3 separate regions of the Homo sapiens genome follow, and all the other regions are linked to region 2. A link is a loop called in an ENCODE intact Hi-C map of the cell type or tissue named here. Cell type or tissue: CD14-positive monocyte. All regions are shown on one strand. Links, peaks and the distances in the headings refer to the core of each region. The heading gives the core; the rest is flanking DNA.

Region 1 (9,402 bases), core at 280-5,279, 51 kb before region 2:
ACTTTAATACAGGGGTTCCTCCCGTGGGCTCCTGAAGAGCTGATGCTAGAAAGTGATGCACACCAGGAAATCCCTCCATCTGCCCAGGACACATTTAATTTTTAAGGGGCAAAGCCTAACATAGAAAATTCCTATTATCATTTTCCCTAAATGAAGTTACATCTCTCAAACTACCAAATCTAGGAATATTGAAACTTAGAAATGAAGATAGCGGAAAATATTTTAAAAACAGATCTACAGACTATGGTCAGGATTTCTTGGAAATATATTTAAGGTTTCCTTTTCATGACTTGGAAAGAAGAGTACTTTGGTTTAGTTTCAGCTCATGTTGTTAAAAGTTGGACTATTTTCTATTACTCATATAAATTGTCTAATCAGTAAAATATGCTCCAGATATTGTAGCTTGAAACACAATCCTCCCAACCTCCCCTCTTTCCATCTTCCATTGACTGTCTCCTTTGCCTTCCGGATCACACTTGTCTCTCAACTGGCCCCTTCCCCTCAATCTACAACCACATGTGATTCTCTTGAAGGAGGAGCCTGTACTGGTTATTTCTGCTTCCCCACTCACTCCTGGGGCCATCTCTTTCTGCTCCTAATGTGACACTGGAATAACTCTTATGTCCCTCCAGCAACGAGACAACTCTCAATGATCCATGTGTAAAAAAGCAAAATGAAGAAAGAATTAAAAAATAGTAATATGAGGTTTAGAATCTGGTTTTCTATTTTGCTTAGCAGTACAGTAATTCCTCACTTAATATTATTATCAGTAGGTTCTTAGAAAATGTGACTTTAAGTGAAATCACATGCAGCTGGTCGTTGACTAACATGGTTTAGTTCAACTTCATTTCATTGTATTGTTGATGAGTAAAAAAACTGGTTCTTGTTATATGTCATTTCACTTAAAGTCACAGTCTTCGAAGAGCCTATTGACAATATTAAGTGAGGAATCACCGTATTTCTTTCTGGGAACATACACAACTATACCATGCAGCATCACTTCTGGGAATGGAAGAGTTATCAAATTCTCCACCTGATCACTGGCGCTACTCTTCTCCATATCTAGGACTGCTGTTGAGATCGTTTGGGCCTTTCCTAGGCACTGCTTTGATTTAGAAGACATTCCATGAAAATGAGAGGCAGCCTGAACATCAAGAGTGGGATAGTTCTCAAAGAGAATTAGGCAAATTGCAGAGGAACATGAGAAAATGTTTAAAAAGTAAAATGACAAAGTTATATGTATAAACTTTAATACTTAGTAATTTTTAAGGCAGTATCAAAATGTTTACTATAGCTTCTGTTATGTAGACAAACAGCACGAATAACAATAAGAAAACAGTTATTCTGTTAGGTGGAGGAATTGTGGGCACAAATTTTTATCTTTCCATATTTTGTTTAGTTTTAATAATCATTTAAAATAAAATAATTTAAAAAATAATAAAATAACACTATGGTATTTCAGATGGCGAGTGGTACCAGCCTGTCACCTCCCCTCCAAGGTGCCTAAGAGCTACTTACATGGGACAGGGTACACAAACTTCTCCGGATTCTGGCTGAGCAGGGCATTCTTAATGTGGCTGCGACCCACCCCACTGGCTCCTGTGTAGAGAGAGAAGAACATCTTTTGGAAAGGGGGGAGAGGAGCGAGGATAAGATACGGATTTTCCTCTCTCGGCACTCAAAACTGCCAACAGGTGAACATGAGTTGGGGTTGCATCTGGGCTGGGGTCAACTCTAAAGACAGGAAGGTGAGCAGTCCGCCAGAGGCAAAGCCTACATACCTGGGTTTGAAGCAAGGACTTACTCTGTTTCAGGTCAGAGTCACTGCTTGGGGGAAGGGAGATTTACAAAGCGTATCACTGCCAGCAGACAGCATGAAACCTAACCAAAAATAATTCGTTGCTAAATAGTAGAGAAACTTGTAAGGTTTAGTTTCATTTGTGAGGTGGACCCAGGTGGGGTGCACGTGAGGATTCAGAAAATTCCTTACACCTGCTCTATATGGAGAACCCAAGAGACCTCAGTTCTTTTCTTCCTCACTGCCTTTTTTGGGGGTGGGCACGTGATGCAGGCAGGAAAACAAAGACAGAAATGTGCAAATGGGGCAATGAGAAGATACCGATCAGCACCAGGGTCTTCCTCTTGAATGCAGGGAGCCGAACGACTTCCTCGTAGGAAACAACATCCAACTGATCAAAAACTAGAGACAAAGAAAACCAAGCAGTGTTCATTTCCAGAGCTAGGGAGAACAGTGGTCCACACTCTGAAATGGGAAACAGCCTCGCGACATCTCAACAAGCAGGGAGGAAGTGACTAGAGATGAGACGAGGGAGGTTGGTGTGGAGGAAGGACTTTGGACTGTATTTTTAGTGTGGTGAGGGAATTTTGAGCAAGGGAGTTTATCTAACTTTTGCACCCTCTCTTCCTCCTTGCCCTATCTCTCTGAGCCAACTTTTCTTGTCTCCTGTCCTCATCTCTTCTCCATAGTTTCAGTATCAGATGTTCCCTTGGCACTTAGAGCTGAAGAATGCCAATGCTATCTCGGTTCTGCCTGAATGTCCCTTATCTTAGAAGATGGTGGTGCTATTGACCCAGCTGCTCAAGATAGAGACCTGGTGTCATCCTGACTCTCCACCCCCTTACCTGCCTACAACCCAAGACTGCCACGATCATTCCCTGGCTGGTGGTGTGCACGTGACGTCTCAGAAAAGAGAAATGCAGATGGAAAGCTGACCGTGCGAATTCTCTGCTCAAAACCCTTCACCAGCTCCACAGTCTATAGTGCAAAATTTAAAACGCTAGGGAGGGTGCACGAAGCTCCCTATGACCTGGCCCTGGCCTCTCCCTCTGGCCTGTGTTCTTGCCTCACTTCCCCTCTCCCACCACATCTACTTCTGTGTGAGGGGTGGGGTGATGAGCAGGTGTGGGCTCACCACTAGTCCTCCTTTACATCCACTGGCCTGACTGCAGCAAGCTTGTGAAGATGGATTCAATAAAAAGAAACCAGAAGAAATGACATGCTTTCTGTAGAATGCGCCTTCTGCTGCGCACTGCACCACCTCCCCTTTTCTGCTGGTTACAGAGACTGGGAAACACGTGAATGCTGCCAGGAACCTGGGGCAAGAAGGCTCAGAAAGCTTACTCGAGCTGTGCTTGGCCAGATATTTGTCTTTGTACTTCTTCTTCTTCCCAAAGGGACTGCAGCTCGGGGCTTCGCTAGGAGCTGACTGAGCCATACTTGCCACTCGCCTGGTAGGAAAAGACAATCAAGGGGTCAGCTTTCCTCCCCCTCCCCTCATACCCCCCCCAGCCACTCAGTCTCTAATGGCACCCCCTTCACTCTCTGAGTGTCCATTACAGTGGGAGATAATGTGTGCAAAGCACCCCATACACTGTTTGGTGCATCTTGCACTGTGCCCTGCCCTCAGTCAGGGACCTGGCTCCTTGAGTCTGTGTCATCTAGTACCTGTCAGCACATTCTGGACACAACCCACAAACAACTCTCTTTCTTTGGTCTAGACCATAAAGGTCTCAAACCTTTATGACCCTACCTCACTCTAAGAAATACACTGTACATTGCAAGCCATTATTGCACATACATCTATAAACAAAACACATACACACACCCCACATATATATCTAAAACAACTGCTTCACAAAACAATAACTTGTATTACTACATGTAATATATTCTAATATTTCTATTCAGTGTCAACCCCACAATGGTTGTAATCTTTACACTGGGGTAAGTTTGCACAGGCAGAGGGAGGCTCAGTGTTGGATGTCTTATCAGTTGGAACTGTTTTGTGAATTTTTCTGCCATTCCTATGATGTAACCAGGACTAAGTGAGCAATCTGACTCGGGGACAGGAATTATTTCTTCCATGTACCAGGAATGTGCCTAAAGGACACATACTTAAATGCGACTGTTTTCTGCAGGACTCCAAGGAAATCCCAGAAACAGCATGGCTGGTAGAAGCGCACTAGCTTGGGAAACAGGAGACCAGGGAGGGCTCAGTCCCAGCACTGTCACGTGCTTGGTAACTATGGGGAAAACGTTTAAGGAAGCAAGAGGCCCACATAAGAATGAAGAGCTATTTGGGCTCCCTTGCCTGTGGTTGCCTCTCAGTCCAGCTTATCAACGCATGGTTAACCCTCCCCCACCCATTATGCCAGGAAATCTAGGAGGTCTCCTTGGTTGAGAAACAGAAACTACAAACAAAATGACAGATTTTCTGAAGCTAAGTTATTTGTGGCAGGCACATGGCCCTTCCACCTGCACAAAAATGGCTCACCATTCCTGCAGCTCAGGGGAAGGGATCAATCCTGCTGACTCCTTGGAGGAGCCTTCCACCCGTCCCTGCCACCAATTGCTGTCATCCTTGTTGATAATCTGGATAATGTCCCCAGTAGCAAACTTCAGTCCCGCCTCCTTGCAAGGGATCAGATTGTCCTTTTTGGGATCATAGTCAAACTGCGCTCTCATGAACATCTAAAAAGAAGGTAAAAGGAACTGCAGGCGGCAGCTTCAAAAGAAACACCAGCATCAGAGCATGTCCTGCTGTAGACAAATGGGGTCAGGATGGAATGAACAACAGGGAGGTAAGAATGGTGGGGGAGCACCCAAGAAAGAGAAATTGAAACGCTGAAGTGATTGTGTTTGCGGAGGGGTCAGAATGAATCCCTTTAACAAGAAGGCATGAGAAGCCAGGCGCAGTGGCTCACGCCTGTAATCCCAGCACTTTGGGAGGCCGAGGCGGGTGGAACACATGAGGCTAGGAGTTGGAGACCAGCCTGGCTAACATGGTGAAACTCCGTCTCTACTAAAAATACAAAAATTAGCTGGGTGTGGTGGCGTGCACCTGTAGTCCCAGCTACTCGGGAGGCTGAGGCGGGAGAATCGCTTGAACCCGGGAGGTGGAGCTTGCAGTGAGCCGAGATTGTGCCACTGCACTCCAGCCTGGGCGACAGAGTGAGACTCCGTCTCAAAAAAAAAAAAAAAAAAAAAAAAAAAGAAGGCATGAGATATCTTTCCACGTCAACGTGTCCACAGTTACTGCTGGATCTGGGTCGTCTGTCTCAGTACAGGGCAGCTACTCTTTGAACAACTGTTTTCACAATTGAAAATATGGACACTCATATCTATCAAAGAACTTGAATTTATTATTGAAAATTCTCCTCTCCTGCTCCCAAACACACACACACACACACACACACACACACACACACACACACACACCTACCTCATTACTTCATTGACAAATTTTCCAAGCATCATTTGAAGAAAGAAGGCTAATCTCATACGAAAACAGATTATAGAAAATGATGGCACTTCCCAACTCATTATAAGCATGATACCCAAATCTGACAAGAATCTTATAATTTCTCTCTGCAACAGAGATGTAAAAACCCCAAACAAAATATCAGCAAGTCAAATTTAGTTATGTATAAAAAGTATAATAAATCACAACCAAACAGGATCTAGTTCAGCAATATAAGAAGGTTTACTACCTGAAGGGCAATAAATTCACCACGTTAACATAAAAATGGAAAAAGATCATATGATCCCCTCAATAGATGCAGAAAAAGCCTGTGATAACATTCAAAACCCATTCAAGATTAAAATTCTTAGCAAACTTGGAATAGAAGGGAGGTTCTTTACTGTGAGAAAGAATACCTACAGAAACCCTACATCCAACGTCATACTTCTCAGTGAAAGATTAAAAGCTTTCCCTGCCTTTTTCAAAGGACATGGGTCTTGCTATGTTACCCAGGTTGGTCTCGAACTCCTGGGCTCAAGCAATCCACCCGCCTCGGCCTCCCAAAGTGCTAGGATTACAGGCGCATGCCACCACACCTGGCCAGCTTTCCCTTTAAGATGGAAAAATAAACAAAGATGTCTGCTATCATCACTTCCACTGGGATACTGTGAAGATGCCTCTTTTATCCAAACTGATATGTAGGTTTGACACAGGGATAAACAAACAGTCCAAAAGAAAAGAATAAAAAGTTCCAAAATAGACCTGTAAATATTACCATGACAAAAGTGACAGTGTACAGTAAATGATACTGGTTCAATTGGTATCCATATGGAAAAACTGGAATCTTGACCTCTTACCTTACAATGTATATAACAATCAATCCCAGATGGGTTGTGGATCCAAATGTGAAAAATCAAACAAGTAAGCATTTAGAAGAAAACACAGGAGAATATCTTGTTGACCTTGTGGTAAGTAAAAACTTTTAAAACAAGACATAAAAAGTGCTAATCAGAAAAAAGTGGTAGATTGGATTTCATTAAAATTAAGAGTTTCTAGTCATTAACAGGAACCATGAAGAAAATAAGCCACAGAAGAAGAGAACATACTTGGGATGCATATGACAAAGGACTCTTATCCAGAATATATGAGGAACTGCTACAAATCAGTAAGAAAAGCCTTGAATTGGTATCTTACAAAAGAGGATATCCAAGTGGAAAAAAACATATAAAAAGGAGTTTACCCTCATTAGTCATTAGAGAATTTTTAGAATCACAATGTGATACCACCATCAGGATGGCCAAAGGGTGAAAAAAAACCCAACAAATCAGACAATGCTAAGTATTGGTGAGAATACAGAACAACCAGAACTGTCATACTGTGCAGTTGGGGATGTAACATGGTTCACCAACTTTGGAATACTATTTGGCAATATCACCTAAAGATGAAGACACATATATCCTACAACCTGGCAATTCTACTCTCAAAAGAAAGGCATAGATGTATCCACAAAACACATGCACAAAAATCATATGATTTTTCTCCATTTTTCTGTTAACGTGGTGAATTTATTGCCCTTCAGGCAGTAAATCTTCTCATATTGCTGAATTAGATCCTGTTTGGTGAATGGCAGCCATTCAATGTAAGACCAAAAAAGCTGACAGAATAGATTAAATTGTAGCATGTTCATACAATGAATGAATGAGAATGAAGCAATATAGATGATTCCCATAAACATAATACTGAGCGAATAAAATAAGACACCAAAGAATTCATACTGTATAATTCAACGTTAATACATTTCAAAAGGGGGCAAAACTCATCCCTGCTGTTAGAAGTCAGGGTTATGGTGGGCCTTGAGGAAACACGCATGGTGAGGGGGCGGCGGTCTTAGGCATGGGTGTACTCAGTTTGTGAAAATTCATCCAGTTTTATACTTGTGATTTGTGCCCTTTGTTGAATATATGCCCATATATGCCAAAACTGCAATTTAAAAGTTTACTTAAGAAAATTATACCGTCACACTACAAGTAACCTGCAATAGAAACTTCAGATTTATTCTTTTAAATATCTCCTTCTTCCACATTGACTTGCCATGGCCCTGTCCAATCTATTCCTCTACTGGCTGATGAGCTATGTGTGAACTGGGAACCATTTCTCTTTATATCACCTCCATGTTCTAGCACAGTACTTTGTACATGGTAGACCCTCAATAAATTGTGAATAAGTGCTCAACAGATTCTATCTATCTTTTGTTTCTTTCTTTACTTTGCCACTATCAATCACGGGGCTTTATTATTGCTATTTTAAAAAGTATTTGCCAATTTGCTTGGTGAAAACTGGTGTCTCATGCATATTTTAATTTGCATTTCTTTGATGATCGGTAAGATAAAATATTTTTTCATATGTTCAATGCTCATTTGTAGTTTTCCTCCTGTGAATGATCTCTTCATTCCCTTTACCCATTTTCCTCTTGGAGCTGTATTGATTCCTTACCATCTGTAGAATAAAATTACCCTCTCCCTTCCTACCTGACCACTAGCAGCAAAGGCTCATTCATTCTCTACTCCTGTCGTCACTATGTTCTCCATTGAGGAAAGGGGAATGAGCTCCTGTATTTTATACCAGGCAGGGAATAATGGGACCCTGAGCCAAGCAGCTACACACTTGCGAGATACTTAGAACTTAAAGTTAGACTCACATCCCTTATAATCAAATTTCAAAGAATATAAGACAACATGGCCCGACTCCTGCCATCATGACAACAGAGAAAATGGTGCCACCCACCTGTAGTGCAGGAAGACGGCTTTGCTGGTTGGGAATTACTTTTAATGAGATCATTCCTTTGGTTTCTTTCTATTAAAAAAAATGGACATAAAATTGTACAGAAAACTAAGTTGAATGATGTGATCATTCATTCAAAGTCCCAGGTTTTTTTCCCCAACAACCATCTTTACATTTTGAGATTTTGTAGGACAATTCCTCCTTTAATACAAAAGTGTCATGTGCCCCATAAATCAGCATAACAATATGAAGACATGCAAAGAGTAACAAAGAAAAGCTAACTAAAGACTTTTCCGAGCTGGGCACGGTGGCTCACGCCTGTTGTAATCCCAGCTCTTTGGGAGGCTGAGGTGGGCGCATCGTCTGAGGTCAGGAGTTCAAGACTAGCCTGGCCAACATGGTGAAACCCTGTCTCTACTAAAAATACAAAAATTAGCCAGCGTGATGGTGGGTACCTGTAATCCCAGCTACTTGGGAGGTTGAGGCAGGAGAATCGCTTGAACCCAGGAGGCGGAGGTTGCAGTGAGCCGAGATCACGCCATTGTACTCCAGCCTGGGTGACAGAGCGAAACTCCATCTCAAAAAAAAAAAAAAAAGACTTTTCTTCCCCATTCTTTACCCCAAAAAGTCCTGAAGAAGTTCCTAAAAATGAACTATGGCGCATATATATCCACGCCTTTCCCCATACCAACAAAAGCATTACAAATATTTACATACATTATGCATACATATGTATTGTTTGTTTTTAACAAAAATGGGATTCTACTATATACGTTATAGCTTGCTTTACTTCATTTGGCATTACTTCATGGAACACCAGATTGATGCTCTGGGTTATTTGCCCTGCTTTAGAATTTTACTAAATAAAGGCAGAAAATTATCATTTCTTACACAGATTAAAGACTAGCAGTGAAAAGAGCCCCCTCAAGAAGGTACAAATACTTTGACAGAGAGATGAGGTCACTGATACCAATGTGGATCAACACTTATGGAGACAATGGAAGGTCTTCATCTAGCATAGAAAATACCCACCATCGCCTTCTGCAGCTGATCCACTGAATGATTTGTCACATTTGTGCCATTGATTTCTAGGATCTCATCCCCCACGTGAAGGGAGCCTGCCATGAAATGAAAAATCAATCCACAAAAGAACAAAAGTTCAAACAGGAGCTGTCAATGTAACTCAAGATACCATAGAAGAGAAACCAGGATTTACAGCATGTTATGAAACAGATTGTGTCAAATACTCAGGATTGAAAACATTTGACTTGACAGTTTAAGATGGTCTCATCCTCCTTGGCCTCAGTAGTCCAACAGCACAATAAAACACCTTGTCCTCAAATTCCTGGAACTAGAGTGG
Region 2 (6,367 bases), core at 1,368-6,367:
TAACAAACTTTAAATTGCTTTAAAAAGTAAATGTTTGCTTAGATTTACATATATAGTAATGACTCTTCTTTTTCTCTCATACACTTTATCCATCAGAAAAGTCTAGTCACCTTTACTTACAAAACGTATCCAGAATCCTGCCACTTCACACCACCTCCACTGCTACCCACCATCATCTCTGTCTTTCTGCTTCCGTCCTTGCCTCCCTTAAGCCTCTTCTCCAGTGAGTGGCCAAAGAGATCTTGGTAGGTTGTAGGTCAGATTATGTCCTAGTTACTGCTGACCACATATCCTATGAGTCTCCTCTTGATCATCACTCCAACTTAGCCTCATTTCATTTTGAACAAGCTAGGCATGTTCCTACCTTGGGGCTTTTTAACTTGCTTTTCCCTTTCCAGGGAATGCTTTTCCCCCAGGTATTCTCAGAATTTATTTCCTCACCTCTGTCAGGTACTCAAATATCACCTTCTCAATGAGGATTTTCCTTAGATCCCATTGTTAAAATTGTACCACCCTCCTACAAACTTCCTAATTGTCTTACCTGCTTGATTTTTCTCCAGAACCTCATCAGAACCTAGTAGAATATATTTTACTTTACTTTATTATATGTATCTCCTGAATATAATGTAAGCTCTATGAGTGCAGGGATTTTTGTCTGTTTTGTTCACTGCTAAACAGTACCTAGCACATAGGGTATCCAGGTGCTCAATAAATATTTTTTGAATGAATGGCGACTTTTGGCAGATATTGTTCCCACCCATTTTTCATTTACTACATCCAACTAGATAAGCTGAAAAAGCTGAATCCTCCCTTTCTTAGCCATCCTTGAAGTTAGGCATGGCTATGTGACATAGCTCTGGATAATGAAACATAAGGGAAATCTGATGGATAGCTTTTGGGAAGGCTTTTTGCTGTCTTGATAAAAGAGATGGTGCTACCATTTTCCCTTTATGCTGCCTTGAATATTGCTTAAGAAATGTTGCCTGAAGTTGCTCTGATAATTTCAAGCCACTAAACTAACACCTGTATCTGCTTACTTCTGGACTGCATGGTATGAGAAAAATATACTTTTATTTGAGCCATTATAATTTGGGCCTCCTATTACTTAAGACATTTATAACTGATACACTCACCTACTGTTTGATACGGCTTAAAGAGACCCACATCCAGCGGGAAACCACTTACCTGAAAATGGACTTAGGACCACGGAATTCAAAGAAACCAGTGGAATTAGGCCTTAGTCTTTAGAGGGCAGAAGTCTTCAGAAGAAGCTGGTCAGTCTTCTCCTTAGGTCTCTGAAGTTCCAAACAGAATTCCACCACTCCTTATGATATCACTGATTACATTTAACCCTCCCCCAGTCTCCTTATTTGACAGCTAAGCACACAGACATCATTTTCTCTCTATGTATAAACATCTGTGTTGATACCAAAACCCATCCTTGCAGTAGTTCTATCCTCTTAGGCTTGAATAATTCTAAGATATTTTATTCACCACATGGTATCTAACTATGCATTATAATAACATATATATGTGGCATTTCATATCAGGGAAAAAGACCTTATTTAATATGATGTTGGGTGTGAGCCCTTTGCCATGCTATGCAAAATAGAAATTCTAGATGGATCCAGGACTAAACAAAAAATAAAATTATATACAAAATATGACATTTTCTGTCATACTTTTATGATAGAAAATTCTATGTGTGGATATTTTTATAATCTTGGTGCAGAAAAAGCTACTCTAAGCATGTCATAAAACCCAAAGCCATAAATGAAAATGCTGATAAATTTATAACATAAAAATGTAAAGCTTTCATATAGCAAAACATTGTTTAAAAAAGATAAAAGGTTAATGACAAATTAAGTAATTTCACAGCATATACGACAGACATTCAATTAAGATTGTTAACGTACAAAGAACTCTTACAAACTAATTAAAAAGAAATAGTACTGGCTAGGCACAGTGGCAGACGCCTGTCATCCCAGCACTTTGGGAGGCTGAGACAGGAGGATAGCTTGAGCCCAGGAGTTCGAGACCAGCCTGAGCAACATAGCGAGATCCTGTCTCTACAAAAAATTTAAAAATTAGCTGGGTGTGGTGGTGCATGCCTGTAGTCCCAGCTACTCGGGAGGCTGAGGCAGTAGCCTGGCTTGAGCCTGGGAGATTGAGGCTGCAGTGAGCTATGATCATGCCACTGCACTCCAGCCTGGGGGACATGAGGGGCTTAAAACCTAGATGATGGGTTGATGGGTGCACCCAACCACCGTGGCACATGTATACCTACGTAACAAACATGCATGTTCTGCACATGTATCCCAGAACTTAAAGTAAAAAAAAAAAATGCAAATCAAGTCGAGGCAACATAGCAGGATACTGTCTCTACAAAAAATAAAATATTAAAAAAATTAAAAAAATAATACTTATCCATAGAAGAACTGGCAAAAATGGTATCTCAGTTAGGTTCTATCAGAAAACAGAGCTACCAGGAAATACATAAAATGAAAGTTTTTGTAGAGTCCTCCAGTCTCCCCCAGTTTCTTGCTGTGTCATGCTAGAAAATCATGGAGTGGCTTGATCATTCTGTGACCCAGCCAACAGGCCTGAATGAAAATTAGGACCTTGAACATTCCCAGGCGCTGATAAAGGTGTATCTAGGTTGTGACCCGAAACACTGGAGGAAGCTGGCCCTGGCCCTTGAGCCAAATTCCTCTAAACCCTCATATGAGCTCCATACCCTGACCTTTCTGTGGAAGGAAAGGTGAGGTGAAGTGGAGAAAGCAAGTATACACTGGAAGCCTGAAAAGAGAAGAGCCCATGAAATGGACTAAAACCTGCATCAGTCTCATGTTATCTCCAAGCTTCTAACTTCGATGGTGGAGTAACATGCATGAGAAGGTCAGGTGTTTTCTGAAAGAGCTAAACACACAACTTTTCTAGGATTTGGAGAAGCTAAAAGATCCAGCAGGAGCTGGAGGACCTGCAAACTTGGTCACTGTCCTGTGCCCACCAGGTAACCCCACAAAATAGTGACAATGTGAATAAGCTGAAAATGAGCATTGTATGCCTGTCTGACTTTTCCATTGTAAAAAGAATATGGCTGTCATATAAGTTAACTTTAGCTGAATGAAAAATGACCTCCAACTTAGCAACTGTGAAGAAAACATTTATTACCTTATAGTTTCTGTAGGTTAGTTTTGGAGTGGATGATGAGATTGGAGTCATGTATCTGCTGGGACTGCAGTCATCTGAAAGCTTGACTGTACTGGAGGATCTACTTCCAAGATGGTGCACTCACATGACTATTGCTAGGATGACCAAAAGTCCCAGCTTGCCTGGGACTCAGGATTGGCTTCATGGGAGTTTGATCTATGCAGGTCTACAGGGCCCCACACCCTGAGGGGCCCTATGTTTCGTTTGCTCTGATGTCACTGTCTCGAAATTCTTAATAATTTTATCTTTGATCTTGTGTTTTGTAAGGGAAGTTTAATGAGACCGCCTATTTCATCACACTCATTTTCTCCTCCCCACTGACTTTGCCAACATTCTTCTCCCTTTGAGTCTCACTGAACTCTGATGCATTGTGGGTCCACTAGAATGTTATGCTCATGGGCACTGTATACATTCTTTGCTATTCTATTTGCACATAGTGTTTACAATGCATTTTTGCATTGTTGTAAAACTGTAGTAAGAACACAACGTGGTATCTGCTCTCTTAACAAATTTTTAAGTGCCCAGTATGGTATCGTTAGCTATATGCACAATGTTGTACATTAGATCTGTAGAACTTAATTCATCTTGCATAACTGAAACTTTTTTTTTTTTGAGATGGAGTCTCACTCTGTTGCCCAGGCTGATGGAATGCAACGGCACGATCTTGGCTCACTGCAACCTCCACCCGCCTCCCGGGTTCAAGCGATTCTTGTGCCTCAACCTCCCAAGTAGCTGGGACTACAGGCATGTGCCACCATGCCCAACTAATTTTTATATTTTTATTAGCGACGGGATTTCGCCATGTTGGCTAGGCTGGTCTTGAACTCCCGACCTCAGGTGATCCGCCCGCCTTGGCCTCCCAAAGTGCCAGGATTACAGGCATGAGCCACTGTGCCCAGCAGCATAGCTGAAACTTTATGCCCATTGAACAGAAACTCCCATTTCTCTCTCAGTCTCTCTCTCTCCATATAAGCTGTTCTCCTGGATTGAGGCTCCATTTCTGATTTATTTTATTCAGACTCTCATGAATTATATCATTTTTACTCTGAGTTCAATTTAATCTGGTTTTCTAACTCACTAATTTGGTTTTCTAGAGTGTCCATCTTGCTATTCAGTGCCCCTATTTGTTTTAAAAATCAGTGTTCACATTTTTATTTCCAGTGTAAAAACACAATTCTCAAAGGCATTTGTTTGTATGTGTCAATGTTTTATTTAACTCATTACTGAAGAAACCAGCAGGAAAATAAAAGAGCTAGTTCCATGAACATTTGAGAAATAGAGATGTATATAGTCAATGGGAAAAGAATGCCAAAATAAGATTATCAAGTTAAACATAACAGGAAATAAAACCATATCACCTTTGGGGTTAACTCCTCTACCGGGCTATAAAACAAAACAACTTATTCATTTCTGTAAGTTAGCCTCTAAACTTTAAGAACTTCACAGGGCTATAAACCATTTGCACCTGCATCATTTGTGGATTGTGACTATACTGTGACAGCTATGTTATAGTTTCCAAAGAGGTCAGATAAGGGTCAAGCAGGATTATTAGAAAATACTCCAGCATAGAAAAAAGTAGCCATTCTTTTGCCTTTTCTCAGATTGGGATCCATTTTTCTTTCATATTAGGATCTCCTGTTTTCCATTTGCCCTGGGTTGCAATCTTTGGATGCTTCCTCCAACTGCTCTATAACTTATCCTTGTCTCCAGCCCCCTTTACTATCAGGAGATTCTGTGTAGTCATAGTGAAGGGGTCAGGCAGATGGAAGGAGCAGTAAACCCTTCACAATCTTATGGGGGTGGAGGGCAAGAAGGGGGATCCTATTGTGTGGTGATATGGCAGACTGGAGTGTTTTTTCTGTTTTCACCAGTCCAATTTTCTTCTGACCTCCTTGATATTTCAACTATGTAAGTAGGACTCTAGTTTTCAGTCACGGTATATAATTTCCCCTGTTACATTTTTGTTGTGTTATTTTCAGCAGGAAATTAGTAGAGGGAGAGAGTAAACTGAGTGCATTATTAGAATTACAAAGTTTGTATCTCCTATCTCAGATAACCATGGATTTTCCTCATATTTCCACAGAAATATTAAATGTATGTCCTTTAGAAGCCTAATGTCATCATCATTTTCTTTCTTGGCCATCACAAATTTCAAGAAGACATTGTTATTTTATTTCAAAGCTTTCAACAATTGCATCCTCCTGACTTATTTTTTTATTGGTCAGAATTAAGACCAAATGGCTTTATATCTATGGACACTCGTCAGAAAAATGCACATTTGCATTTATACAGAATGCCTTATATAATTTCAGGGGACTTAGGGATTCTTGAACCCCATCTATAATTCTCAGTTTAAGAATGCTAGTTTTGGAGATAAGAATGTGCCCCTCATAATGACTAAATAACATAATTATATCTATGTGTAAGGAAGCAGAAACAGACTTTACTGTAGTAGTTATTGTATTCTCTCCATTTTGCAGATTGTCCAAATGATTTGCCTTTTGACTCCAAGATTGTATTGATCTGATCCTGAAACATGCTTTGTTCCATGCTTGATCAGGATAATAAACAACTGAGAGTTTTATTTTAAACGTATGAGGCTTAACCTGAAATGTTAACATCATAAATATCTTTTTCAAAGTTTCATCACATAGTTTTTCTACAACAGAGGAAGTGGTGACTCTGAGAGGCCTAACTTTTCAGGGAAGAATGCTTTCATGCAGGTTTCTCCTCACTTCTTTTTGCCTAGTTATATTGGAAGGAAGGAGTAATCTGGGAGCAGCTGCAGAAAATAGGTAAGAGTTAAGTTAAATTGGATGCACCCTCCTGGCCCCCCACCAAAGAAATGCAGGACTGATGATAGTTAATTCAGGAGGCTTCAAGGCAGTGTCTGCTAGGATTTAGCACAAAGGTAGAAGGCAAGCCAGGGAGGGACACTGCCCTGGAGCTGAGGAGGGAGAGGTGACGGCAGTGGCAGGTGCTGCAGTGGCCACCCTCAGTAGAGGTCCTGTGCCTCGCAGCCCAGAACCTCCATCCTCAGGGCAATCTGGTGCACCCAACTCTGGGGGTGAATTCGAAGGTAGCGAGTCAGTAACGGTGGGTCTAGAGAGTTCACCACAGGTGTGAAGGAGTCTTGATTTCCCTGAAAAACCTG
Region 3 (9,178 bases), core at 2,391-7,390, 61 kb before region 2:
TTATATTCAAATCTTGTATAGATGTTCACATTTTTTGTATGTGTATAGGCTGTAATAAATACTGAAAGATGGCACCATAATAGTTGAAAAAACTCAGTCACAAAACAGTGGACAACATAAATGTGATGTCCTCTCCTTATCAAACCATTGGCTTCTGGGTGAATGTAAAGGGAGGGGAGAATGTGATCAAAAGAGGTCTAGGTGAGTGGAGATGGTATGAGGCAGATGGGTGCATTGGGTACCATTGAACCTCTGGAGAGGTAGCCTTAACTTGTACCCACTGACCTATAAATTCTGCACCAAGACTTTTGTGTGATTGGTTCAACAGGGCTCAGTAATCTTGTTTTCAAGTTCTTTAAGAGCCTGTTATTGCCTGGATCTCCAGTAAATCTGTTCTTTCTCCTCATAAGGAGGAGAGAGGAGTAATTAAGGAATGCCAAGGCTATTTTTATGTTTCAAATGAAAATATGGACCACGTGCGGTGGCTCACACCCATAATCCCAGCACTTTGGGAGGCCGGGCCAGGCAAATTGCTTGAGCTCAGGAGTTTGAGACCAGCCTGGGCAATATGGTGAAACCCTGTCTCTATTAAAAATACAAAAATTAGCTGGGCGTGGTGGCACGTGCCTGTAATCCCAGCTCCTTGGGAGGCTGAGAATCACTTGAACTTGGGAGATGGAGGTTGCAGTGAGCCGAGAATGTGCCACTGCACTCCACCCTGGACAACAGAGGGAGGTTCTGCCTGAAAATTAAAAAAAAAAAAAAAAAAAAAAGAAAATACTTGTGAGTCTCTAGAACCTGAAAACCTGAAAGTCTTCTTTACTACTTTTGAGTCGTGTGTAATGTGCGGAGAGTGGTACCTATAGCACAGTGAGGTGGCTCTTCTGAGTACCACTCATGCCCCTTGCAGCTAGTGGGCTATAAGTGTCATCCCTGTTTCCTGGTGTCAGGCCCCACTCCCTTGTTGTCCTCCTTTACTCTGGTGTGGGAGTGGGGTGGAGGGCAGCAGCTGGGCCCCTTACACTTGGTGCCATCTCTGCAGGTAAATGCCATCTGCTATGGGGCCAAGATTATGCTTCCAGGTGTTCTTCGATATGAGGACGGCATTGAGGTCAATCAGGAGATTGTGGTTATCACCACCAAAGGAGAAGCAATCTGCATGGGTAAGAGGGGATGTTTATTTTTTAAATTCTAAATGTTTGTGGTTACATACTAGGTGTATATATTTATGGGGTTCATGAGATGTTTTGATACAGGCATGCAATACATAATAATCACATCATGGAGAATGGGGCATCCATCTTAAGCATTTATCCTTTGTGTTACAAACAATCCTATTTTACTGTTAGTTATTTATCACCTTAGTTATTTTAAAATATACACTTAAGTTATTATTGATTATAGTCACCCCGTTGTGCTATTAAATAGTCTCACTCTTCTTGTTCATTCTTTTGGTTTTTTGGTGGTGGTGTTTTTTTTTTTTTTTTTTTTTTGAGACAGTCTTGCTCTTTTCACCCAGACTGCAGTGCAGAGACGTGACCTCGGCTCACTGCAACTTCTGCTTCCCAGGTTCAAGCGATTCTCGTGCCTCAGCCTTCCGAGTAGCTAGGATTACAGGTGCACACCATGACACCTGGCTAATTTTTTGTATTTTTAGTAGAGACAGGGTTTTGTCATGTTGGTCAGGCTGGTCTCGAACTTCTGACCTCAGGTGATCTGCCCTCCCAAAGTGCTGGGATTACAGGTGTGAGCCACCATGCCGGGCCTGATTTTTTTTTTTTTTGTACCCATTAACCATCCCTACCTCCCTGCCAGCCCCCCACTACCCTCCCAGTCTCTGGTAACCATTCTTTTACTCTTCTCTGTCCATGAGTTCAATTGTTTCGATTCTTAGCTCCCACAAATAAGTGAGAACATGCAATGTTTGTCTTTCTGTGACTGGCCGATTACACTTAATATAACGATCTTCAGTTCCATCCATGTTGTTGGAAATGACAGGATCTCATTCTTTTTTAAGGCTGAATAGTAATCCATCGTGTATATGTACCACATTTTCTTTATCCATTTATCTGTCGATGGGCACTTCGGTTGCTTCCAAATCTTGGCTACTGTGATCTCTTTGATAACACTGATTTCCTTTATTTGGGGTATATACCCAGCAGTGGGATTGCTGGATCCTATGGTAGCTCAATTTAGTTTTTCGAGGAACCTCCAAACTGTTCTTCATAGTGGTTATACTAATTTACATTCCCATCAACAGTGTACAAAGGTTCCCTTTTCTCCACATCCTTGCCAGCACTTGTCATTGCCTGTCTTTTGGATATAAACCATTTTAACTGGAGTGAAATGATATTTCATTGTAGTTTTGATTTGCATTTCTCTCGTGATCAGCATTGAGCACTTTTTCATATGCCTGTTTGCCATTTATTTGTCTTCTTTTGAGAAGTGTCTGTTCAAATCTTTTGCCTGTTTTTTGATCAGATTATTAGATTTTTTTTCCTATAGTGCTGAGTTCCTTATATATTCTGGTTATTAATCCCTTGTCAGATGGGTAGTTTGCGGATATTTTCTCCCATTCTTATGCATATGGATATCTAGTTTTCCCAGCACCATTTATTGAAGAGACTGGTTTTTACCCAGTGTATGTTCTTGGCACCTTTGTCAAAAATGAGTTAAATGTAGGTGTGTGCATTTGTTTCTGGGTTCCTTATTCTGTTCCATTGGTTTATGTGCCTGTTTTTATGCCAGTACCATACTGTTTTGGTTACTGTAGCTCTATACTATAATTTGAAGTCAGGTAATGTGATTCCTCCAGGTTTGTTCTTTTTGCTTAGGATAGCTTTGGCTATTTTGAGTCTTTTGTGGTTCCATGTAAAGTACCAGTGTTTTTTAACTTGTGAAAGCTTAGCTACTGTTGGATTGTCTCTTAAGACTTTAAATGCTCTGCGCACCCTCTTAGTGAATGAACCTTAGAGCTATTCATTTAATGGGTCTAATTTGTACCAGAAGTAAGCATGTCATCAGGATTCCTTAGCTCTGTGAGCAGGCAAGGCAGCCACGGCTTATGGACAGCAGCAGAAAAGGAATCCTTAAAACTTCAAAGGTTCTGTGGCCCCAAAGGGAGTGTGCATGCCGTTCTTATAGACGTCTTGAGCTGCAAGCCTGTTATGTGTATCGTTAGGTGCTTTGGTTAGGTGTTTTTTAACTTCAGAAGTTTAACGTCATTTCAAAGGCCTCCTTCTCATAATGGAGTATTTCCTCCATATGCACATCCTGAGCAAAGGTAACCCCAATTAAAGTAGTAGCTCAGAGTTTTAAAAGTTTTAAAGTGGCATACAACAGTAGAATTGGGGCTCATCAATTATCAATTCTTTCACCCTTCAAATAATTCTTTTCTTTATTCAATGCCTGTAGCTATTGCATTAATGACCACAGCGGTCATCTCTACCTGCGACCATGGTATAGTAGCCAAGATCAAGAGAGTGATCATGGAGAGAGACACTTACCCTCGGAAGTGGGGTTTAGGTCCAAAGGTAAGTGGTACTGGGTTGCGTGCCCTGCCAGGTTCTTTTTTTTTTTTTTTTTTTTTTAAATTTATTTTTTTATTGATAATTCTTGGGTGTTTCTCACAGAGGGGGATTTGGCAGGGTCATGGGACAATAGTGGAGGGAAGGTCAGCAGATAAACAAGTGAACAAAGGTCTCTGGTTTTCCTAGGCAGAGGACCCTGCGGCCTTCCGCAGTGTCTGTGTCCCTGATTACTTGAGATTAGGGAGTGGTGATGACTCTTAAGGAGCATGCTGCCTTCAAGCATCTGTTTAACAAAGCACATCTTGCACCGCCCTTAATCCATTTAACCCTGAGTGGACACAGCACATGTTTCAGAGAGCACAGGGTTGGGGGTAAGGTCACAGATCAACAGGATCCCAAGGCAGAAGAGTTTTTCTTAGTGCAGAACAAAATGAAAAGTCTCCCATGTCTACTTCTCTCCACACAGACACGGCAACCATCCGATTTCTCAATCTTTTCCCCACCTTTCCCGCCTTTCTATTCCACAAAACCGCCATTGCCATCCTGGCCCGTTCTCAATGAGCTGTTGGGCACACCTCCCAGACGGGGTGGCGGCCGGGCAGAGGGGCTCCTCACTTCCCAGTAGGGGCGGCCGGGCAGAGGCGCCCCTCACCTCCCGGACGGGGCGGCTGGCCGGGCGGGGGGGCTGACCCCCCCCCACCTCCCTCCCGGATGGGGCGGCTCCTGCCAGGTTCTTTTGTTTGGCATTGTTGAATACTTGGGCAGCTCTTGGTGTGTTTCACCACCACAGCCTTGTATTGTGCTGGGCTCTGGGTTGTCGATGAGTGGAAACAGGCCCTGTCTTGGGCCTTAGAGATTTCAGTCTAATGAGGGGAAACAGTTGGGCATTACTCACGTAATCACACAGTGGAATGGCGAATTTCATGCACGTTAGTGGCTACCAAGGAGTGCAGAGAGGTGTCTGTCACCTGGAGTGTCCACAGTGGTCAAGGAGTCTGGTCAAGGGATTGTCTGTTAAGCCACACCGGTGTGAAGAGTGGGTTAGGTGTTGGTGAAGTGAAGAGGGGAGGGGAGAGTTCAGGGCATTGGGAGCAAGCAGCATGTGCAAAGGCAAAAAAGTAGAGTGGCTGCGGTGGGGACGTTATGTCTGCAGAGGCTCTCACTAATAAGCTTTGTGATCTTCAACAAGTCCTGTGTGTGTTGGAGTTAGTGGGCAAATTCTGAATGCTCTGGAGAGGAGTTTGAGGCCCTGCTGAGAATACACCAGGGAGGAACCTTGTTCTATTCTTTGTAGTCACCATGCCCGCTTCCAGCATTGACACCATTCTAATGTTGACACCTTGATGTTCCACCAGGCAAGTCAGAAGAAGCTGATGATCAAGCAGGGCCTTCTGGACAAGCATGGGAAGCCCACAGACAGCACACCTGCCACCTGGAAGCAGGAGTATGTTGACTACAGGTGAGGGCAGGATGTTTCAGAGCCGGGGTGGGTAGAGACGGCACACTTGCTGCCTTGATGCAGGAGTATGTCAACAACAGGTGAGGATGGGAAGGTAGAGCCCACTTGCCATCTGGACGCAGGAGTACATGGACAACAGGTGAGGAACAGGTGAGCATGGAGGTTGTAGAGCCCAGGGGAGGGGGAGTCACTTGGTTTGGGGCAAACTTGCTAAATGCAGGACCACAGGAACCAGCTCTTCAGCTCCCGTGAGATTTTGGCTGCCCAGGCCAGTTAGGGGTGTGGGCCTGCACGGCAGACAGTTATCCCTTTCTAGTCTGGCTCGTGGGACTCTAGAGGGAGTCAGTCTGCAACAGTAAGTGGTGAGTTCTTCTGTCCAGCGTCAGTATTTTGATGGTGGCTTTAGACTTGCCAGATAACACTACATAACATCAGTACTGCCCTGGAAAGCCATTCAGTGAATTTGACCTATTGCTACCTCTTTTTCAGTGAGTCTGCCAAAAAAGAGGTGGTTGCTGAAGTGGTAAAAGCCCCGCAGGTAGTTGCCGAAGCAGCAAAAACTGCGAAGGTGAGTGGCATGCTGTCCTCAGTTTGGAATGTGCTTAGGGAGATAATCCTAAGAGGCACTGGCATTCGTCTTACTTTGTGACTGTCCGCAGTCCAGCCATATACGCTAGCATCAGAGGTGCAGCGCATACACAGGTAATGCTGCCTCATACCCTGGGGTGCTTGTTTGGGCTCTGCAGGCTCCTCTGATTTGTATTCTCTGTCCTATCTGCTGGGAGGAGGAATGTGGGCTCAGGAATCAGATGGGCCTCGACTCCTACCTCAGCTATGGCAGCAACACAGTGATGGAATGGGTGGTGGTGTGTGTGTCAATTCTGGCCCCCGCCCTGGGTCAAATGGTAGGACAGATGTGTTGAAATCAGAGGCCATGGCTGTTGGACATTCGAGGCCATACAAAATTCAGCAGAGAGCAGAATTGCATCTTAACCTGGCACCACCCAGTGTTGAAAGAGTCAGTCAAGCATGGGTTGGCAACTCCACCCCATGGAGCTGCTGGCATTAGAGCACAGAATGACAGGTCTGCACTCAGAAACCGGGGGCGGTACTGAGTATCCTGCACAGGCTGTGTGGGAGGAGCTTCTGACTTGTCAGATGTGAATTCCTGCTTTGCCTGCTTTCTGTGAGAGGTCCTTGCAGTCATGAGAGAAACAGCTCCTCCGGGCCTTTCCACCCCAAGCCCCGTGCTGCTGCTGTGCTCCTTCTCTTGTGCCTGCCTCAAGGCTTCTTGGATTTGGGGGATGAGACTGTCTTCAAATCCTCAGTAAACTAAGGCCCTGTCCGGGTTTGTAGTCAGAAAACGTCCTGTTAGATTCAGTTGGGATCTTTCTTGGTGCCTTGCTACCTTTTGACTCACTGAACCTTTCTTGTCCATTATTGCCCAAGATCTAACACTTAACCAATTGCTTTCATCTCAGCGGAAGCGAGAGAGTGAGAGTGAAAGTGACGAGACTCCTCCAGCAGCTCCTCAGTTGATCAAGAAGGAAAAGAAGAAGAGTAAGAAGGACAAGAAGGCCAAAGCTGGTCTGGAGAGCGGGGCCGAGCCTGGAGATGGGGTGTGTGGAAACACGTTCAGGTTCCTTGGGCTGGCTTAGTCCCTGCGTGGGGAAAGAATTACCCAGGTGGTACCAGCTTTGTTACTCTTCTTGGAGGAGCTGTGGCCTGGGGGTGGGATGCCACCGAGTGCCTTTAGTGCTTCCCCATGTTCCTGGAGTGCTTTTGCCCTCCCTGTGGAATGGACAGATAGAGGCACCCGACCTCTACCACTTATACTTAGAGCTCTATTGATGGTGGGTGGAGAGGATGTGTAGGATGGTGATCTGAATGTTTCCACTTCCAAAAGTAGACCACTAGGGTGTCACTGAAAGGTTTACAGAACTTTGTGTCACATGCAGCATTTAACCCAAAATATCCTTACAGGTCCTGAAAAAGGCTTGCTTGACTGTGGACCTTTACCAGATTTCCTTCTGGGAGAGTCATAGCTTTGTTAGTGGATGGTATCTGTGAGCTTTCATTCTCTTTCTTTCTAGGACAGTGATACCACCAAGAAGAAGAAGAAGAAGAAGAAAGCAAAAGAGGTAGAATTGGTTTCTGAGTAGTGAAGGCCACTTGAAGCTGGAGGAGAAACTAAAGCCTTATTGAGAAAACATGTTATAGATCCTTTTGTTGCTGAGAGAGTGGAACATAGGTCCTAGACAGGGTGAAGAGTTCTGGCACATTTTAGCTGCTACTTTGAGACCTCGGTGATGTTACCTGGTGTGGTCATCCCATCTTGTCCTGTTTTAAGGATATGGGTGGTGAAAGATGAAAGAGGCAGAGTTTATCCCAATGACTTCTCTGTTTGAGTTGGGAAGCCTCACCTTCAGACCCAGTAACTGTCCGCAGCTGTCTGCTAGTGGTTGTCTTAACATCGTAGTCCTAGTTTGCATTTTTTAAATCCCCTCTGTTTAAAAGGTTTGTAAAACAAAAACAAAAAACTAAGTCTGCTCAGTGAAATGCTGTAGAACCCTAAATAAGTGGTAGAAGAGTGTCACTGAATTTTGTCTCTGAATTCAGTATAACTGAGTTTTGTCCATGCTGGTGTCTGGGTTATAGGCCTGATGGGCCTGGTAGTTTTCCATCTTGTTCTGGCCTAGAGGTCAGTCCTTTGCACTTCCTCAAAGCTTGTGTACAGTGCTCACCTAAATCCATCTGACTACTTGTTCCTGTGCCCTCTTGTTTTAGGCCTCGTTTACTTTTAAAAAATGAAATTGTTCATTGCTGGGAGAAGAATGTTGTAATTTTTACTTATTAAAGTCAACTTGTTAAGTTTTTTATGTATTCCTGTTGGGTTTTCTTGTTGATCTCATGCTAGCAGAGCAAAAATTGTAAAATATTTTGATTAAAAATCTAGGGACCTTTATGTCCTATTTGAAATGTGATGCTTTTATGTTTGTTTTCTGGTTTTTACATTTTTGTTCTGTATCTTACACAATCCACCTTGGGCCCTGTCATCTGATGTGAGATCAAGTACTCAGAGGCAGTGATTACCACAAAACCACTGATCTCTAGAAGAACAGAGAAGGAGAGGGTTAATGTATTTATACATAGTGGGCCTGGCAGGAGCGGGGGGCAGGGTGAGTCGGGAGAACGAAGCTGAGGGTGGGGACATGCAGGAATCTGAAGGCCTTGGTGACAGATTAGTGGAAGAAAGGTCTAGGGTTGCTTCCGATTTGGTATTAAGAACCAAGAAAGAGGCCGGGTGCAATGGCTCACACCTATAATCCCAGTGCTTTGGGAGGCTGAGGCGGGCAGATCACCCGAGGTCAGGAGTCTGAGACCAGCCTGGGCCAACATGGCAAAACCCATCTCTACTACAAATACAAAAATTAGCCAGGTGTGGTGGCGTGTGCCTGTAATCCCAGCTACTCGGGAGGCTGAGGCAGGAGAATCCCCTGGAACCTGGGAGGTGGAGGTTGCAGTGAGCCGAGATCCTGCCACTGCACTCCAGCCTGGCAAAACAGACTGTCTCAAAAAAAAAAAAAAAAAAAAAAAAAAAAAAGCGCTCTTGGATGCAGCGAGGCGAGGCCCTGAGCTGTAGCCATATCATGAGCCAGGCATGCAGGGTGGGCCCCAGCCCTGGCTCAGCGACCGGCCTCCACTGTACCACGGGACCCCAGGCTTGGATTTTCTCTCGTTCTAAATATGTGCCCACAATGAGCGCTCCACTAGCTACAACAACCTTAAGGGTGTTTTTCTACATGGGCACTAGCCAGTAGAGCCCTGCAGTGGGGGCAGAGAATGGGGACTCTTCCAGGGCACCAGTGTTTATCATCTGAACACAAGAGAGGCATCTTGTGTTAATGCTGTTGTCCAGGAGCTTAAGTGAAATGGGCCACATTTCTTTTTGTGTGGAAACCCAGAGTTACAAGGTCATTGGCATTTCAACACAGCATTTTTATTGCTTTTGAAGGTTTCCCTAGAGCAGACATCATTCTATTGCACAGATGTGTCATTTTGGCATTATAGAAAGTTGCAGTTAAAAACGCTTTCTCCAAAATAAAAAGACAAATGAAATACCCAGCATATACAGTTGAAGGCAAAGGAGGGCAGGCTTTAGAGGGATGGGGTCCATTGCTTTTGCTGT

The links. A loop is a pair of places that touch in the nucleus more often than their neighbours do. Peaks named below come from ENCODE experiments on the same cell type or tissue, not always from the same donor. Only the 100,000 strongest peaks of a DNase experiment are listed, where the experiment ranks them.
Region 1: a loop joins it to region 2, with 3 times the contacts of the local background. A loop is called at or near these places in 6 of 110 quality-filtered maps.
Region 3: it touches region 2 in a loop (2.9-fold over the local background); 10 of 110 quality-filtered maps call a loop at or near these places.

Annotation. Positions count from the first base shown.
Region 1 is chrX:154,781,909-154,791,310 of GRCh38, forward strand. MPP1 (MAGUK p55 scaffold protein 1) reads right to left here. Exons shown (of 12, transcript NM_002436.4): 4 at 9,075-9,160; 5 at 8,046-8,114; 6 at 4,296-4,492; 7 at 3,143-3,249; 8 at 2,120-2,200; 9 at 1,519-1,599. Among named protein-coding and RNA genes, the nearest start is that of SNORA56, 12 kb to the left of the region's middle. In CD14-positive monocyte, for the core only: no CTCF peak of the experiment used is centred there; no DNase peak of the experiment used is centred there; H3K27ac peaks cover 1,526 bases.
Region 2 is chrX:154,831,389-154,837,755 of GRCh38, forward strand. SMIM9 (small integral membrane protein 9) reads right to left here and starts at 3,274. Exons shown (of 5, transcript NM_001162936.4): 1 at 3,175-3,274; 2 at 1,186-1,295. F8 (coagulation factor VIII) reads right to left here. Exons shown (of 26, transcript NM_000132.4): 26 at 4,404-6,364. The coding sequence ends at 6,209. In CD14-positive monocyte, for the core only: no CTCF peak of the experiment used is centred there; no DNase peak of the experiment used is centred there.
Region 3 is chrX:154,769,717-154,778,894 of GRCh38, forward strand. It overlaps DKC1 (dyskerin pseudouridine synthase 1), which reads left to right. Exons shown (of 15, transcript NM_001363.5): 10 at 1,043-1,163; 11 at 3,415-3,533; 12 at 4,886-4,989; 13 at 5,479-5,557; 14 at 6,471-6,608; 15 at 7,083-7,973. The coding sequence ends at 7,151. SNORA56 (small nucleolar RNA, H/ACA box 56) reads left to right here and starts at 5,282; the gene lies at 5,282-5,410. It overlaps MPP1 (MAGUK p55 scaffold protein 1), which reads right to left. Exons shown (of 12, transcript NM_002436.4): 12 at 8,968-9,178. In CD14-positive monocyte, for the core only: no CTCF peak of the experiment used is centred there; no DNase peak of the experiment used is centred there.